Regions from separate parts of the Homo sapiens genome. Here region 1 is linked to region 2. Evidence: chromatin loops called from intact Hi-C (ENCODE). Cell type or tissue: dorsolateral prefrontal cortex. All regions are shown on one strand. Each heading gives the region's core, and the rest is flanking DNA. Links, peaks and the distances in the headings are about the cores only.

Region 1 (7,793 bases), core at 1,261-6,260, 340 kb before region 2:
ACCCAACCTACTCTAGATGCCTTGGAGCTGCTGAGGCCAAAAAAGAGCTGGGCAGCTTACAGCAGCTCCAGAGGGCCTGTGATACCTCAGACAGGCACCAGAAGAAGCAAGAGCTTGCAAGCTCCTGAAAAAAGGAAAACAAAAGCCTGAGCACTTATATTAGCCTACGATTTAGCAAAATCTTCTTGCAGGAAGCCTATTTTAGAATAAAGTATGAGTATCTCATGTAATTTATTGAGTACTGTACTGAAAGTGAAAAAGAGAATGATTGTATGGGTACTTGAATTACAGTTTCTACTGAATGTGTATCACTTTCACACCACAGTAAAGTCAAAAAGTGTAAAACCATTGTAAGTTGGAGACCATCTGTATATGCACCCGACATCAGTGCACCCAAATATGTGAAGCAAATATTGACAGCCGAAGGGAAAAATAACACAAAAATAGTAGGAGATTGCAATACCTCACTTTCAATCATTGTTAGCACCACCAGGCAGAAGATTAGTAAGGAAACAGCTGACTTGAACAACACTATAGACCTAACAGACACATACAAAATATTCTAGCCAACAGGCACAGAAAACACTTTTTCTCCTCTGTTGCGCATGGAACATTTTCCAGGATGGAGAATATTAGATCATAATACAGGTCTTAACAAATTTAAGATCAAAATCATACCAAGTATCTTTTCCAGCCACAAGGCGATACACTTAGAAATCACAAACAGCAAGAAAATTCACAAAGTATGAGAACTAAACACACTGTCCGGGCATGGTGGCTCCCACCTGTCATCCTGGCACTGTGGGAGGCCGAGGCAAGTGGATCACCTGAATTCTGGAGTTCGAGACCAGCCTGGCCAACATGGCAAAACTCTGTCTCTACTAAAAATACAAAAATTTAGCTGGGTGTGGTTGCGTGCGCCTGTAATCGCAGCTACTTGGGAGGCTGAGGCAGGAGAGAATCGCTTGAACCAGGGAGGTGGAGGTTGCGGTGAGCAGAGATTGTGCCGCTGTACTCCAGCCTGGGCGACAGAGTGAGACTCTGTCACAAAAAAAAAAAAAAAAAAAAAAACCACACACACACACTGAAAAGCTTTTTTTTACTAAGATCAGGAACAAGGCAAGGATATCACTGTCACCACTTCCATGCTATATAACACTGGAAGCCCTAGCTAGAGCTATTTGGCAGGAAAAAGCAAAAGCATCTATATCCGTGCAAGTTCACAGATAACATGATCTTATACATAGAAAAATCTGCAATTTCCACAAAAAAACTTGTTAGAATTAATATATTCAGTAAAGGTGCAGGATACAAAATTAGCACATAAAAATCAGTTGCGTTCCTGTACACTAACAAACACTCCAAAAAGAGAAATTAAGAAAATCTAATTTATAATACATCAAAAAAGTTGGAATACTTAGGAACAACTTAACCAAGGAGTGGGTAAAGACTTATACACTGAAAACTATAAAAAACTGCTGAAATAATTAAAGAAGACATAAATAAATGGAAAGACATCCCTAAAATGCATATGGAACCACAAAGGATCCCAAATATCCTAGACAGTCTTAAGAAAGAAGAACAAAGCTGGAAGCCTCACACTTCCTGACTTCAAAACTTATTACAAAGCTACAGTAATTTAAACAGGCAGACATGTAGACCAATGGAACATAATACAGTGCTCAGAAATAAATCCACACATTTATGATCAGCTGATCTTCAACAAGGGTGCAAAGAACACCCACCGGGGGAAAAGGTAGTCTCTGATTAATGGTGCTCTGTAAACTGAATATCCACATGCAAAAGAATGAACTTAGACGCTGATACCATATCTCATATCATAACACAAAAATCAACTCTTTAAATGGATTAAAGACTTAAGTGTAAGACCTGAAACTATAAAAACTAGAAGAAAACGTAGGTGGAAAGCTTCATGACATCAGTCTTGGCAATGATTTCCTGGGTATAATACCAAAAACAAGGTGACAAAAGCAAAAAACAGGCAAGTGACTACTAAGATGCTTTCAGCAAAGGAAACCATCAACAGAGTGAAAAGGCAGCCGGTGGAAAGGAATTGAAATCCTTTGGGAAAGGATCTCAGCATGTTCCTGTGTTCATTGCAGCATTATTCACAGTAGCCACAAGATGGAAACCACTTACTGACATGTTCGTCAACAGATGAATGGTTAAAATTTGGTATATTATGCAGCCTTTGAAAAGAAGGAACTCCTGGCACATACTAACAACACAGATAAACCACCTTGAGGGACATTGTGTTCAGTGCAATTAGCCAGTCATAGAAGGACAGATACTGCACGATTCCACTTAAATGCAGGATCTAAAGTAGTCAGACTCATAGAAACACAAAGTAGAACCCTGGGTGCCAGAGGCTGGGAGAAGGCAAAGTGGGGAGTCACTGTGCAGTGGGAAGTTTCAGTCATGCCAGATTAAGTTGTTTAGAGATCAGCTGTACAACATTTTGCTAACAGACCCTGTACACTTAAAAATGTGTTAATTGGGTAGTTTTTGTATTGTGTGTTTTCACCACAATTTTTTTTTTTTTTTTTTTTGAGATGGAGTGTCGCTGTGTTGCTCAGGCTGGAGTGCAGTGGTGCAATCTCAGCTCACTGCAACCTCCACCTTCCGGGTGCAAGCGATTCTCCTGCCTCAGCCTCCTGAATAGCTGGGACTACAGGCACATGCCACCATGCCCGGCTAATTTTTTGCATTTTTAGTAGAGACGGGGTTTCACCATGTTAGCCAGGATGATCTTGATCTCCTGACCTCGTAATCCTCCACCTGCTTCGGCCTCCCAGAGTGGTGTTTTGTTTTGTTTTGTTTTGTTTTGTTTTGTTTTGTTTTGTTTTGTTTTAGTTTTTGTTGAGATGGAGTTTCGCTCTTCTTGCCCAGGCTGGAGTGCAATGGTATGATCTTGGCTCACCATAACCTCCGCCTCCCAGGTTCAAGCAATTCTCCTGCCCCAGCCTCCCGAGTAGCTGTGATTACCTGCATGTGCCACCACGCCCGGCTAATGTTGTATTTTTGTAGAGGCGGGGTTTCTCCATGTTGGTCCGTCTGGTCTCGAACTCCTGACCTCAGGTGATCTGCCTGCCTTGGCCTCCCAAAGTGCTGGGATTACAGGGTGAGCCACCGTGCCCAGCCTACCGCAGTTTTTTTTAAAGGGCATATGGTTCATTTTTTCCCTCTGCCAAGAGGGATGTGCAGCATGAGTGAGAACAAAGTCTGTTTTGAACTACTGAGGTTTGAGTTTGTTCCAGCAGCATAACCTAGCACATCCTGACTGATAAGGATCATAAGGACCATAACTGCCCTTGGAGTTGGAGAACAGGAGCAGATTTGAGAGGTAGAGGATTAGAAGGTGATATGTTGCATGTGAAGGTGGGGAGAAAGCCAGAGGTCTCACAGGCGTGTCTGGTTTGGACCACTATGTAGTTGATGATGCTGTTTACAAAACTGGAAATGGAATCCAAAAGATTCAGGAGAGATTACTTTTGTTTTGGACATGTTGAGTTTTTAGGGGAGACATCCAGTGTGTACGTGTTTTTACAATGCCTGGCACATAGTAGGTGCTCCATAAATCAGTGACCCTAGATCAGTGATCCGGGTCAGTAACACAGGGAGAGATCTAGGCTGGAAAAAGATTTTGGAGTCTGAAATGAGCAGCAAAAGGAGGAAAGAGGAGGAGAGGGGTAAGGTGCCCATCAGGGAGATTATTATTAGCTTAGAAATGCTGGGCCATGCTAAGTTTAAAGTATGTTTTTTCATTTATTCACATCTTTTTATGCCCCTCAGCAACGTTTTGCAGTGGAGAGAATGTGTGTTATGATTACATGATGGATTACAGTATGTTTCAGAACTTGACTTTCACCTATGGATAACAGCATTCACATTTTAGTTTCTAATGTTAGGGTAAGGATTGTAGGTGTTTGGCCCATCATGGAAAATAAAGTGAAAAATGTTATATGGGGACCTGAGGCAGTGACGGCCTGGTGGAGCTGGCTCAGTGACCACCAGAGGAATGAGAGAAGTCCCCACCTTGTCCTTTGGATGAGAAAGGAGAGTTTATGCCTAATCTTCTGTCCTTATTTGTGGGCTGTGGAACGAGTTGCCACTAGGTGGCACAGATGCTCCATGAGGAAAGGGTTTTCTTCCTCTTGGGTGTTTGAAAAGTATGTGTCAGCAAAACACTGTTTTGTAAGCAGAATTGACACAGTTCTTTTGGGCTCAGTACCAAAGCAAATCGCTACGTGCATTTAGACTTTATCTAAGAAGTCCATGTTATTAGCGCATACGCTTTTACCTTTCTCAGTTGTGCAAATTCTCCTTATGCCATTCTTTGTAGCAAGATGGCTAAAGCAGTCGCTAATCCTTGAGGATTCCTGATATTTAAGACATGAGCCACAAGCTAATTTTGACCCGTGTGAGACTAAGGGCACCTGCTTTCTCATTGCAGTGTCTTTGCCAGTAATATAAATTCCAGTTGGCTTTTCAGGAACTTGTCGCTCTGAAATGAGGCGTTTATATTAATACGGCATTAATATAAACGTATTAATATAAGACGGCCTCTGGAGGAGGACTTGAATGGCTGGAATCAGTCCTCTGGAATCCCTGAAGAATAAGACACTGTATCTTTGATGAAATGGAGAGAGTCTTTGTTTCATTGATATGATGGAATGCTTTTGTCAAGGCTCTCAGCTCCCTTGTGTGTTCTCAGATAAAGAATTCATTAGTTTGTTTTCAGTGTGCTGCTTTTAGGAATGAATTGGGTGTGTTTGGTGTGAGACTGAAGAGTGTTACATAAAAGGAGATTTGAAGGTGATGCTTCTGGAATATGTATTCTTAGGGTCAGAAGTTTCACTGTTGAGTCTTTTCTGCCTTGCCACAGCCATAACTTTGCTTTATAAACTCAGAGCTGTGTAAGTCAAGTTTTCCAGAAACTTAGGGCCACAAGGTGGAGGTTTAGGCACACTCATGAAGCAAGCGCTAACGACGAGAGACCATCAGGTGGTGAGAGTTTAATCAGAGTAACTGAAGAACATCTGGTGTAGTCTTTTCGTGGAAACTGCAAATGTGTGTGTGGTTGTGTAACCACCCATCTTTTCCCAATGTCACTTGTATTTATTTATCTTTTCTCACCTGCCAGCTTTCTTCCCTGCTTGTTTTTCTGCCCTTTCTAGGTTCCCATCCTATTCTTTGTAGCATTTGCTGTTTTTAACTTTACAGCCGTGAAGTACAACCAAAATTCACATCTGCAGTGAACCAGTTTGTTGGTTAAAAAACAGGCATCTGCAGCCTCCTACAGTAGCTGCATGGCTGCGTGAAGAGAATGTAAATGAGTGTGGACCAGCTATCAATGCCAGGGCAGCTCCAGCTGTGATGGCGGGTGGTTGGCACTTATTAACAGCACTCTAATTTGGGGCCCAGCCAGTCAGCTGACTCCTGTGCTGAGCACGGCCTTCACATTTATCTAGAGATGAATGAAGCTTGGGCCACTTGTTCCTACTATCAGGGAAGACCTTTATTCAGGAAGTAGCGTTGACAAGAACCAAATAGCTGGGTAACAAAAAGATTTTTAAGCCCACAAATGAGGACTCATTTACTGGAGTGGAAGTCCATGCTGCATGATGTGAGTCAAATATGAAGGAGGGTGGTGTGAGAATTTCTCATCATGGAATGTGACCTGCCCTTGCTCCTCCAAGGTGAGTCACTTTCTTCAGAGCCCAGCATGGGTCCCTCTGAAGAGCTTCAGGTTCAGGCCGCAGAAGGACGCTCCCTTACAGGTATATCATGTAGGGTGCCTGGCAGAGCTCTCAGCTCATATTGGTCCCCACAGCAGCCCTACAAAATAGACACTGGCTTAAAGTCAGGTGATGGTAAATGGCAGAGCTGAGTGGGTCGCAGACACCATCCCTGTGAGCCTCCCTTCCGTCACGTACTGAGCAGGGCTGGCGTCATAGCAAGGAGGCTTCAGGATTTTTAACTCTACTTGTGTCTGAGTACTTCTGTCAGTTTTCACTTTTTAAAATTTCACTTTTTAAAATTTAAAAGCATAGTGAATCTATTCATCACAGACTTCTTGATCCTGGGAAGGTTTTGGTTAATTACACACGCAAGCACATCCTCTTCCCTTACCTGCTATTGAAGCACAGTAAATACAGCATAGAGTAGATGTGTTTGTTAGATTCTTTTAAAGAAGAAGAAAAATAATAAAAGGCAAATGTTGCTTGCCTCCCTTCCCACCCTGCCTTCCCATTAAGAGTCAAATACCATGCTTGCTGTTTCAGTGATTATTCAGAAGGGAGAGAGCTGACAACCCGAAATAGGGAAAGGTAAAAATACATACGCATTATAACAAAACGCCAATATGAATAAAAATTTTATTTTTGTTTCTGCTTGGCCCTGTGGAAATAGTTTTTTACCCCTGTATTTCAGCTACTTTATCCCTCATGTCAGATGCTAATGGTAGAAGCACCTGCCTCTCCCCTTGGCCCGCCTTGGAGGAGGCTGGGAGCTGTGAGTGAACATGGACTATGCTGCCACTCCCACTCCCTCTGCAGGGCTGCTGCAGCCCCTCAGGTTTCTCCCCTCGAAACTCGCAGAGGCAACTGCTGACCCCCCGGCAGGTGGCAGAGCCCACACCCACCTGCATTTCAGAGCCAAGGAAGTCTAGAGTCAGCGTGGGCTCCGAGAACCCGGCAGCGACCTGGGGCCTCAGATGTCGCCGACCTCCCTGATCCCTAGGAAATGGGCCTGGCTCTTCCTTGTCCCAGACAACATCCTGGTGCTCCCTTCTGGTCCTGAGCTGCCTTCCTGGGTTAGTGTTTCCACCTTCTCAGGAGACCAGTCACGAACCTCCTGTTCCATTCACATGAAGAGGCATTGTTTGGGACACGTCTTTTGCTGGGCTTTCATAGTAAGTTGTCTGTTTCAACAGTTCTTTTGAAGCCCTTACGTGAGAAGTGTTGATTGATGTGCAGCTCTGCACAGCACTGGGTGCTGTGAGGCCATGAATGGCAGTGAAATGCGTGGCTGTTGCTGCATCACAGTGAGGGAAACGGTATAGCTCAGTGGTTAAGACAAGGGATTTTGATATTAAACCCACTTATGCTTTAATTCTAGCTCCTCCACTCACTAGCTTTGTGACATAGGGTGAATACTTGATCTCCCTAAGCCACATTTCCTTTCCGTGTACAATAAGAACGGTTGCACCTACCTCGTAGAGCTTTTGTGCAAAACCAATGGAAACAGCGTGGGTAAAGTGTCAAGTGCAGTGCCTGGCACTTTGTGTCACGAAGTAATAGCTGCCCAGTGAGGATGGTGTGTGCAGATGTGCGGCCTCAGGAGATGAACGGAGATCCTAGAAAGGGGGAACTGCCTCCAGTTTTGTGAACCTGCTGCCACAAGAGCATGGAGTTCCCCTAAAGTGGGCAGGTGGAAAATCCCATCAGGGAACAGAAGATGACTCATCACTCACCACTCAACTCATTTCTACCAGCTCCCCAGTGTTCTGCCATGTAAAGGGGTAGATTTTTCAACCTGATTTTTTTGCTAACTGATACATTCTATAAGAAATGACAGCTCTCCTTTAGTCCACGTTATTCAAGTTCAGAGAAGGGCCCTGTGCAACCTGGGGAGAGCCACGTGCTGGGGGAGGCTGTCGTGTGTGTGCTCCCACTCTCAGGGTCTGCACTCTCTGTCCACAGCACTGCTGTGCTCCTTCTCTCAGGTTTCATGTTGATTTCTTACTCCTACTCAGAAGGTTTAGAATCTCA
Region 2 (7,793 bases), core at 979-5,978:
TTAAATTATGAAAAACCCGGAATATGGTTTATTCATATTAATTTTTTAAAAAATTGTGGTTAAGATACACATAACAAAATGTTCCATCTCGAGCATTTTTAAGCGTCCTGTTGAGTGAGTGGCATGTTAAGTGTGTTTGCACTGTGCAGCCAGTCTGTAGGTTTCCTGGTGGTGAAATTTCTCATTCTATTGATGGTGTGTTTTAGCAGGATTTCTTGGGTTGCAAGGAACAGAAACTCTCATTTAAATTGGTTTAGGCAGGAGAGAATTAATTGGCTCTTGGAACTGAAGTCCGGCAGTAATTAGGTAATTTCAGGTATGGCTGGATCTAGGTGTTCAAGCCAAGAAACCAAGTCTTTCTTTTCCTACACAGGCCCTTCCCTAGTCTCTCTCTCTCTGTGTCCCCGTCTCCTTCCCTCCTTCCCTCCTTCCCTCTTGCTGTTCGACTTTTCTCTCTGTTGGCCTCATTCAAGGCCGACTTACTGTCCTCACTGGGGTGGGGGGTGGTCTGTCAGTTCCTCCCAGGTCCCTGGGCCTGCTCAGCAGCCTTCCGAAAGAGGCCACCTCTTTCTTGCTAGCTTTGGCAAAAACACTGAGATTCATTCTCAAGGGCTGACTGCGGTTCATGCTTTGTTGTTGTTGTTTTTCTTTTTTTGAGCCATAGTCTCCCTCTATCACCCAGGCTGGTGTGCAGTGGTGTCATCTCGGCTCACTGCAGCCTCCGCCCTCCCGGGTTCAAGTGATTCTCCTACTTCAGCCTCCCAGGTAGCTGGGATTACAGGCATGTGCCACCATGCCTGGCTAATTGTTGTATTTTTAGTAGAGATGGGGTTTTGCCATGTTGGCCAGGCTGGTCTCGAACTCCCGACCTCAAGTGACCCGCCTGCCTTGGCCTCCCAAAGTGCTGGGATTACAGGTGTGAGCCACCGCTCCCAGCCTCGGTTCATGCTTTTTGCGGGCATCAAACTGAGTTCTGGGACATGGGCTGCGCTGATCATTACCTGTCCTTTGATCTGGGATGTGTTGCCTCTGGGGTGTAGGGAAGGGGGAGGGTAGTTCTCAAAGAGAATGGGATGCCTTCAGCAGAAAGGGCACTGAATGCTGGGCCAGACACAGAATGACTGATGTTCAGCATGGAAAACTGGGCCTAGAACTGGTTTGGAGGAAGGGCCGGGGCAACACCCGTTGAAGAGATGATATCCCTGCCAGTGTTTTAGTATATTTCCTCTAGAACACACATACACATATTTACTTCTCAAATTAAGATCTTTTTGTAAATAGTGTTCTGTAACCTGCCCTGCCCTTTTCACTTAAATTTTTTTTTTTTTTTTTTTTTTTTGAGACAGAGTCTCACTCTGTCACCCAGGCTGGAGTGCAGTGGTGCCATCTCGGCTCACTGCAACTTCCGCCTCCCAGGTTCAAGCGATTTTTCCTGCCTCAGCCTCCTGAGTACCTGGGATTACAGGCACGCACCACCATGCCTGGCTATCTTTTTGTATTTTTAGTGGAGATGGGGTTTCACCATGTTGGCCAGGCTGGTCTCGTACTCCTGACCTCAAGTGATCCACCCGCCTTGGCCACCCAAAGTGCTGGGATTACAGGCGTGAGCCACCGCGCCCGGACACTTTACTTAAAATGTTCTTTATTAAACATTTTTCAAAGCTGTGGGTTTTTTAATTTTTTTTTTTTTTTTACAAAAAGTAGAGATGGGGTTTCGCCATGTTGGCCAGGCTGGTCGCGAACTCTTGAACTCAAGTGATTTTCCCACCTTGGACTCCCAAATTGCTGGGATTACAAGCGTGAGCACCCGGCTTAAAGCTGTGGTTTTTAAAAAATCATTGTTTTAGGGACTGCCCAACTTTCTGCCTGGTGGTGGCCCTGGCCCTTGATGACCCAGTCTTAGATGGTCAGGCATTTTCGTCTGCTTTAAAACAAAGTTGTTTTTTTTTTTTCTCCGTTGCAAATAACATGATGGTTATCCTTGAAGAAAAAAAAACTTTGTCCGTATCTCTGATTTGCCTGGGATTGTATGCCCAGAGGTAGAACTGTTGGGTCCAAACAAGGCCACATTTTTCAAGGCTTTGTGACTGTCATGGTCAGATGGCCCTCAAGGAAGCCTGGAGAAGCCACGCTGCCATTGGCCTGTGTGAGCAACGCCCCCCTCCCCACTGGGAGGCACTTGTCCTAAAGTTCATTGCTGCTTTTCTCTCACGAAAATAGTTCAATAGAAACTTTTTTTTTTTTTTGGGTAGAAGAAAATCAAAATTCCCTTGGTTGGCCAGGCACGGTGGCACACGCCTGTAATCCCAGCATTTTGGGAGGCCGAGGCGGGCAGATCATCTGAGGTCAGGAGTTCGAGACCAGCCTGGCCAACATGGTGAAACCCCATCTCTACTAAAAATACAAAAATTAGCTGGGCGTGGTGGCGGGCACCTGTAATCCCAGCTACTCGGGAGGCTGAGGCAGGAAAATCACTTGAACCTGGGAGGCGGAGGTTGCAGTGAGCCGAGATGGTACCACTGCCCTCCAGCCTGGGCAACAAGAGTGGAACTCCATCTCAAAAAAAAAACAAAAAACAAAAAACATTCCCTTGGTCTTCCCACCTGGTACTGGTTTTGTTTTTGTTTTTAATTATTTCTGGGACAGAATCTCCCTCTGTTGCCCAGGCTGGAGTGCAGTGGTGTGATCTCCGCTCACTGCAAGCTCTGCCTCCTGGGTTCAGGTGATTCTCCTGCCTCAGCTTCCCAAGTAGCTGGGATTACAGGCACATGCTACCACATCCAGCTAATTTTTGTATTTTTAGTAGAGACGGGGTTTCCCCATGTTGGCCATGCTGGTCTTGAACTCCTGGCCTCAAGTGATCCGCCCGCCTCAGCCTCCCAAAGTGCTGGGATTACAAGTGTAAGTCACTGCACCCAGCCCAGAATTCTCCACCCTATTAGGACACCAGCCTTACGGAATGAAGGCCCACTGTCATGACTTGAACTTGACCACCTCTGCAAACGCCCTGTCTCCCACAGAGGTCACCTAATGAGGTTACTAGGGGTTAGGATTCTCGCATATTAAATTAGTGGGGACACGACTGAACCCATCACCACTGGCCTAGAGGTCACTTGGGCGTCCCTTGCCTGATCAGTTAAGAGCTTAGGGATAATAGGTTTGTGGGAGGGTGAAGGAGGTGACAGAGTTGTACCTTGGTCCCCTCTTGGAGAACAGAACAGCCCTCCATCCTTACCTGACATTGTAGACTCTTAAGTCTCGCAGGACCTCGAGGCGGGGGTATGGGGTGGGTGAGATGGTTTCAATCTAACATCAACCTTTGGGAGCTGATCAGGTTTGCGGCTTTGTGGCCTCAGTTTCCCTAAAGATATAAGAAGAGCGGCCAGCCGCGGTGGCTCACGCCTGGAATCCCAGCACTTTGGGAGGCCAAGGCAGGCGGATCACTTGAGGTCAGGAATTTGAGACCAGCCTGGCCAACATGGGGAAACCCCATCTCTACTAAAAATAAAAAAATTAGCTGGGTGTGGTGACACATACCTGTAGTCCCAGCTACTCAGGGGACTGAGGCAGAATTGCTTGAATCCAGGAGGCGAAGGTTGCATGAGCCAAGATTGGTCACTGCACTCCAGCCTGGGCGACAGAGTGAGATTCTGTCTCACAAAAAAAAAAAAAAAAAAAAAAAAAAGATATAAGAAGAGCAAAACAAGCATTCTCAACTAGGGATGATTTTGTCCCCCCAGGGGACATTGGCAACCACATTTTTGGTTGTCACAGCTTGGGGGGAGCACTACTGCCATCTAGTGGGTAAAGGCAGGGACTCAGCAAGACACCCTACAGTGAAGGCAGAGGACAAGCCCCCAGCAGAGATGCGAATGAATAGTGAAATGTGAATAGTGCCAAGGAAGAGAAGCTCCCCCTCAGCAGCATCATTAGTCATGTCTGTCTCTGGAACTTTGCACACTGCCAATAGAGAATATGGTTTTCGGCTCACCGCAGTCTCCGCCTCCCAGGTTCAAGCGACTCTCCTGCCTCAGCCTCCTGAGTAGCTGGCATTATAGGCATGCGCCACCAGGCCCGGCTAGTTTTTTGTATTTTTAGTAGAGATAGGGTTTCTCCATGTTGGTCAGGCTGGTCTCGAACTCCTGACCTCAGGTGATCCGCCCGCCTCGGCCTCCCAAAATGCTGGGATTACAGACGTGAGCCACCACACCCAGCCAAAAATTGGTATTTTAGATCACAAAGAAAATGTCAGCCGGGCATGGTGGCTCACGTCTGCAATCCCAGTACTTTGGGAGGCTGCGGCAGAAGGACTGCTTGTGCCCAGGAGTTTAAGACCCGCCCGGGCAACATGGCGAGACCCCATGTGCATTAAAAAAATGAAATGTCAATTGAAAAATTATAATAGAACTCATTTAAATTTGGTAGAGACTAAAGCAAGATCTCTGTGGTTGGAGCACCCTTCCTGGAGGGTAGGGGGAGTATTTATCAGAGAACTGCACACACCTGGTCATATTCATCACACTGGTGAGGCTCTTCCTGTCACACGTGTCCCAGCTATGTGCCCATGTGCTCCTATTACAAAAAGATAGGAGGCCGGACACGGTGGCTCACGCCTGTAATCTCAGCACTTTGGGAGGCTGAGGCGGGAGGATCACTTGAGCCCAGGAGTTCAAGACCAGCCTGGGAAACATAGCAAGACCCCATCTCTACAAAAAAATACAAAAACTAGCTGGGTGTGACGGCATGTGCCTGTGGTCCCAGCTACTCAGGAGGCTGAGGCAGGGTGATTGCTTGAGCCTGGCAGCTTGAGGCTGTGGTGACGTGTGATGGTGAACTCCAGCCAGGGTGGGGGACAGAGTGAGACCCTATCTTGAAAAGACAGGAAACAATCTAAATGCCATCAATGGGAGATGACTTAGATGAATCAAAACTCATCAATTCAAGAGTGTTCTAGGCTGCCCTTCCGCCCCCGCCCCCCCACATGATTCTGCGTAGGCTCCTTTGCACGTTTGGCCATTTAAAATTGCTGGCATTCTAGTGTTTTTGACCTTTAGAGATGGCAGTTTTTATAAGGTCCAAGCTCATAATGAGGAGGTAGATGTTTGCTTTGTGCTAATATGAGAAAAGACATTAAGCAGAAAAAAAGCAAAATGTGATACAGTATGTACTGATTGAGATCTTTTTTTTTTTTTTTTTTTTCCTGAGACAGCCTCCCTCTGTTGCCCAGGCTGGGGTACAGTGGGGCTATCATGCCTCCCCGCAACCTCTGCCTCCTGGGTTCAAGCGATTCTGGTGCCTCAGCCTCCCAAGTAGCTGGGATTACAGGTGGTCACCACCATGCCCAGCTAATTTCTGTATTTTTAGTAGAGAGGGGGTTTTACCATGTTGGCTAGGCTGGTTTCAGACTCCTGGCCTCAAGCCATCCACCCGCCTCGGCCTCCCAAAGTGCTGGGATTACAGGCATGAGCCACCGTGCCCAGCCTGAGATCGTGTGTGTGTGTGTGTGTGTGTGTGTGTGTGTGTGTGTGTGTGTGTGTGTGTTTTCTTTGAGACAGGCTCGCTCTGTTGCCCAGGCTGGAGTGCAGTGGTGTGATCATGGCTTACTGCAGTCTCAACTTCCTGGGTTCAAGTGATCTTCTTGCCTCAGCCTCCCGAGTAGCTGGGACTACAGGCACCCAGTTTACATTTATATTTTATTTAATTTTGTTTTTGAGCTGGAGTCTCGCTGTGTTGCCCAGGTTGGAGTGGCTCAATCTCAGCTCACTGCAACTTCTGCCTCCTGAGTTTAAGCAGTTCTTATGCCTCAACCCCCGAATAGCTGGGACTACAGGTGCTTGTTACCATGCCCAGCTAATTTTTGAATTTTTAGTAGAGACAGGGTTTCACCATGTTGGCCAGACTGGTCTCAAAACTGCTCACCTCAAATTATCCACCTGCCTTGGCAACCCAAAGTGTTGGGATTACAGGCGTGAGCCACTGCACCCGGCTTATTTTTATATTTTAAAGGATGCCCGTGGATGTCGTGTGCATTTGAATATGCATAATCATTTCTGGAACTGTCTACTGGAAACTGCACCCACAGTAGCCTCCCGAGGGAGGGACCTGTGTGTTGGAGGAGGAAGGAAGCGGGCTGTCTTTTTTTTTTACACCTTTCTGCTTGGTTTGTGTTTTTCATCCTGGGCTTTTTTCTGATTATAAGAGCTATGCATATTCACTATGGAAAAATGCACGTACAAATAAGTGGAAGGAGAGCCGTACTGCTGGAAAGAACCCTTCGGTCTTTGGAGGCCCTCCCTCTGGAGGCTTATGCTGTGCCTAGCCTGTACTCTGTGAATAGAGCACAGGACCCTGTGCCAGGCGTGCTGCCTTCTCTCCTGTTCGATTGATTGATTGATTGATTGAGATGGAGTCTCCCTCTGTCACCCAGGCTGGAGTGCAGTGGCGCCATCTCGGCTTACTGCAAGCTCCGCCTCCCAGGTTCTCGCCATTCTCCTGCTTCAGCCTCCCGAGTAGCTGGGGCTACAGGCGCCCGCCACCACACCCGGCTAATTTTTTTGTATTTTTTAGTAGAGATGGGATTTCACCGTGTTAGCCAGGATGGTCTCCATCTCCTGACCTCATGATCTGCCCGCCTCGGCCTCCCAAAGTGCTGGGATTACAGGCGTGAGCCACCACGCCTGGCCTATTTATTTATTTTTTTTGAGATGGAGTCTTGCTCTGTTGCTCAGGCTGGCATGCGGTGGTGCAAACTCAGCTCACTGCAACCTCTGCCTCCCGGGTTCAAGTGGTTCTCCCGCCTTAGTCTCCCGAGTAGCTGGGATTCCAGGCGTGTGCCACTACACCCGGCTAGTTTTTGTTATTTTTAGTAGAGGTGGGGTTTCACTGTTTCACCATGTTGGCTAGGCTGGTCTTGAACTCCCGACCTAAGGTGATCTGCCCGCCTCAGCCACCCAAAGTGCTGGGATTACAGGCGTGAGCCACCATGCCTGGCCTTCTCCCCGTTCTTGTTTAGAGATGCTCAGGACTTCCGGCATGTCACAAAGGCCTCTGTCTACTCAGCACCTTGGGGGATGGGCACGTGTGGCCTGGGGCCTGCGCTTGCTTTGGGCCTCGGCATCCCCGTTTGGGGTTGGGGAAGGGGTGGCAGCAGCGCCCTGTTACCTACCTCCTGTCCACAGGTGCGGAGCGGGCCCTGGTGGCGCGGCCCTCCCTGGAGAGTCTGCTGGCAGCTGGCAGCCACATGCTGAGGGAGGTGCTGGATGGGCCCGTGGTGGACCCACTCAAGAACCTGCGGCTCCCGCGGGAGCTGAAGCCCAACAAGAAGTACAGCTGGATGCGCAAGAAGGAGGAGCGGGTGAGCGGCTGGCTGCTTCCTCCCTGGGGTCCGCGGGGGAGGCTGGGTGGGAGGCCCCTCTGTGGAGGTGCCCTACTGCCTGGGGCGTGGCTGGCTTTGGCGCCAGAGAGGCCTGAGCTACGTTCAGCTCCTTGTGCTGATGTGCTGTGTGGTCCCAGTCAAGTGGTTGCCCTTCTCGGGGACTCAGTTTACCTGTCTGCTAGCATGTCAGGCTCATCACACAGGTCGCGGTGTGATCCACTGGAAACAGAGTAGCCCAGGGTCACATGTAGCTCTGGCCTTAGGTGCCCACGGGGCCTGGGGCTGCAGCATCCCCTTGCTGAGCCTTCCGTTTATAAATGACACAGTGGCCCTCACTGATGGAGCAGGTGTCACACGCAAGCACTGTGCTTCAGGCATGACATCTAATTGAGCACTGCCACAGCCCCGCAGAGCCAGC

Evidence for each region. Hi-C counts contacts between places; a loop is a spot of excess contacts. Peaks named below come from ENCODE experiments on the same cell type or tissue, not always from the same donor. Only the 100,000 strongest peaks of a DNase experiment are listed, where the experiment ranks them.
Region 1: it touches region 2 in a loop (2.9-fold over the local background); 17 of 110 quality-filtered maps call a loop at or near these places.

What each region holds. Positions count from the first base shown.
Region 1 is chr7:5,700,997-5,708,789 of GRCh38, reverse strand. The region is part of intron 13 of RNF216 (ring finger protein 216); the gene reads left to right. Among named protein-coding and RNA genes, the nearest start is that of MIR6874, 7.0 kb to the left of the region's middle. RefSeq lists enhancers at 84-153, 5,641-6,840, 7,304-7,583. In dorsolateral prefrontal cortex, for the core only: CTCF peaks have their summits at 3,935, 4,135 (motif pointing right) and 5,085; DNase peaks (open chromatin) are centred at 4,129 and 5,409; H3K4me3 peaks cover 1,908 bases; H3K27ac peaks cover 4,562 bases.
Region 2 is chr7:5,362,211-5,370,003 of GRCh38, reverse strand. TNRC18 (trinucleotide repeat containing 18) reads left to right here. Exons shown (of 30, transcript NM_001080495.3): 12 at 7,179-7,354. Among named protein-coding and RNA genes, the nearest start is that of TNRC18-AS1, 53 kb to the left of the region's middle. In dorsolateral prefrontal cortex, for the core only: a CTCF peak has its summit at 3,786 (motif pointing left); DNase peaks (open chromatin) are centred at 1,598, 2,151 and 3,823; H3K27ac peaks cover 2,992 bases.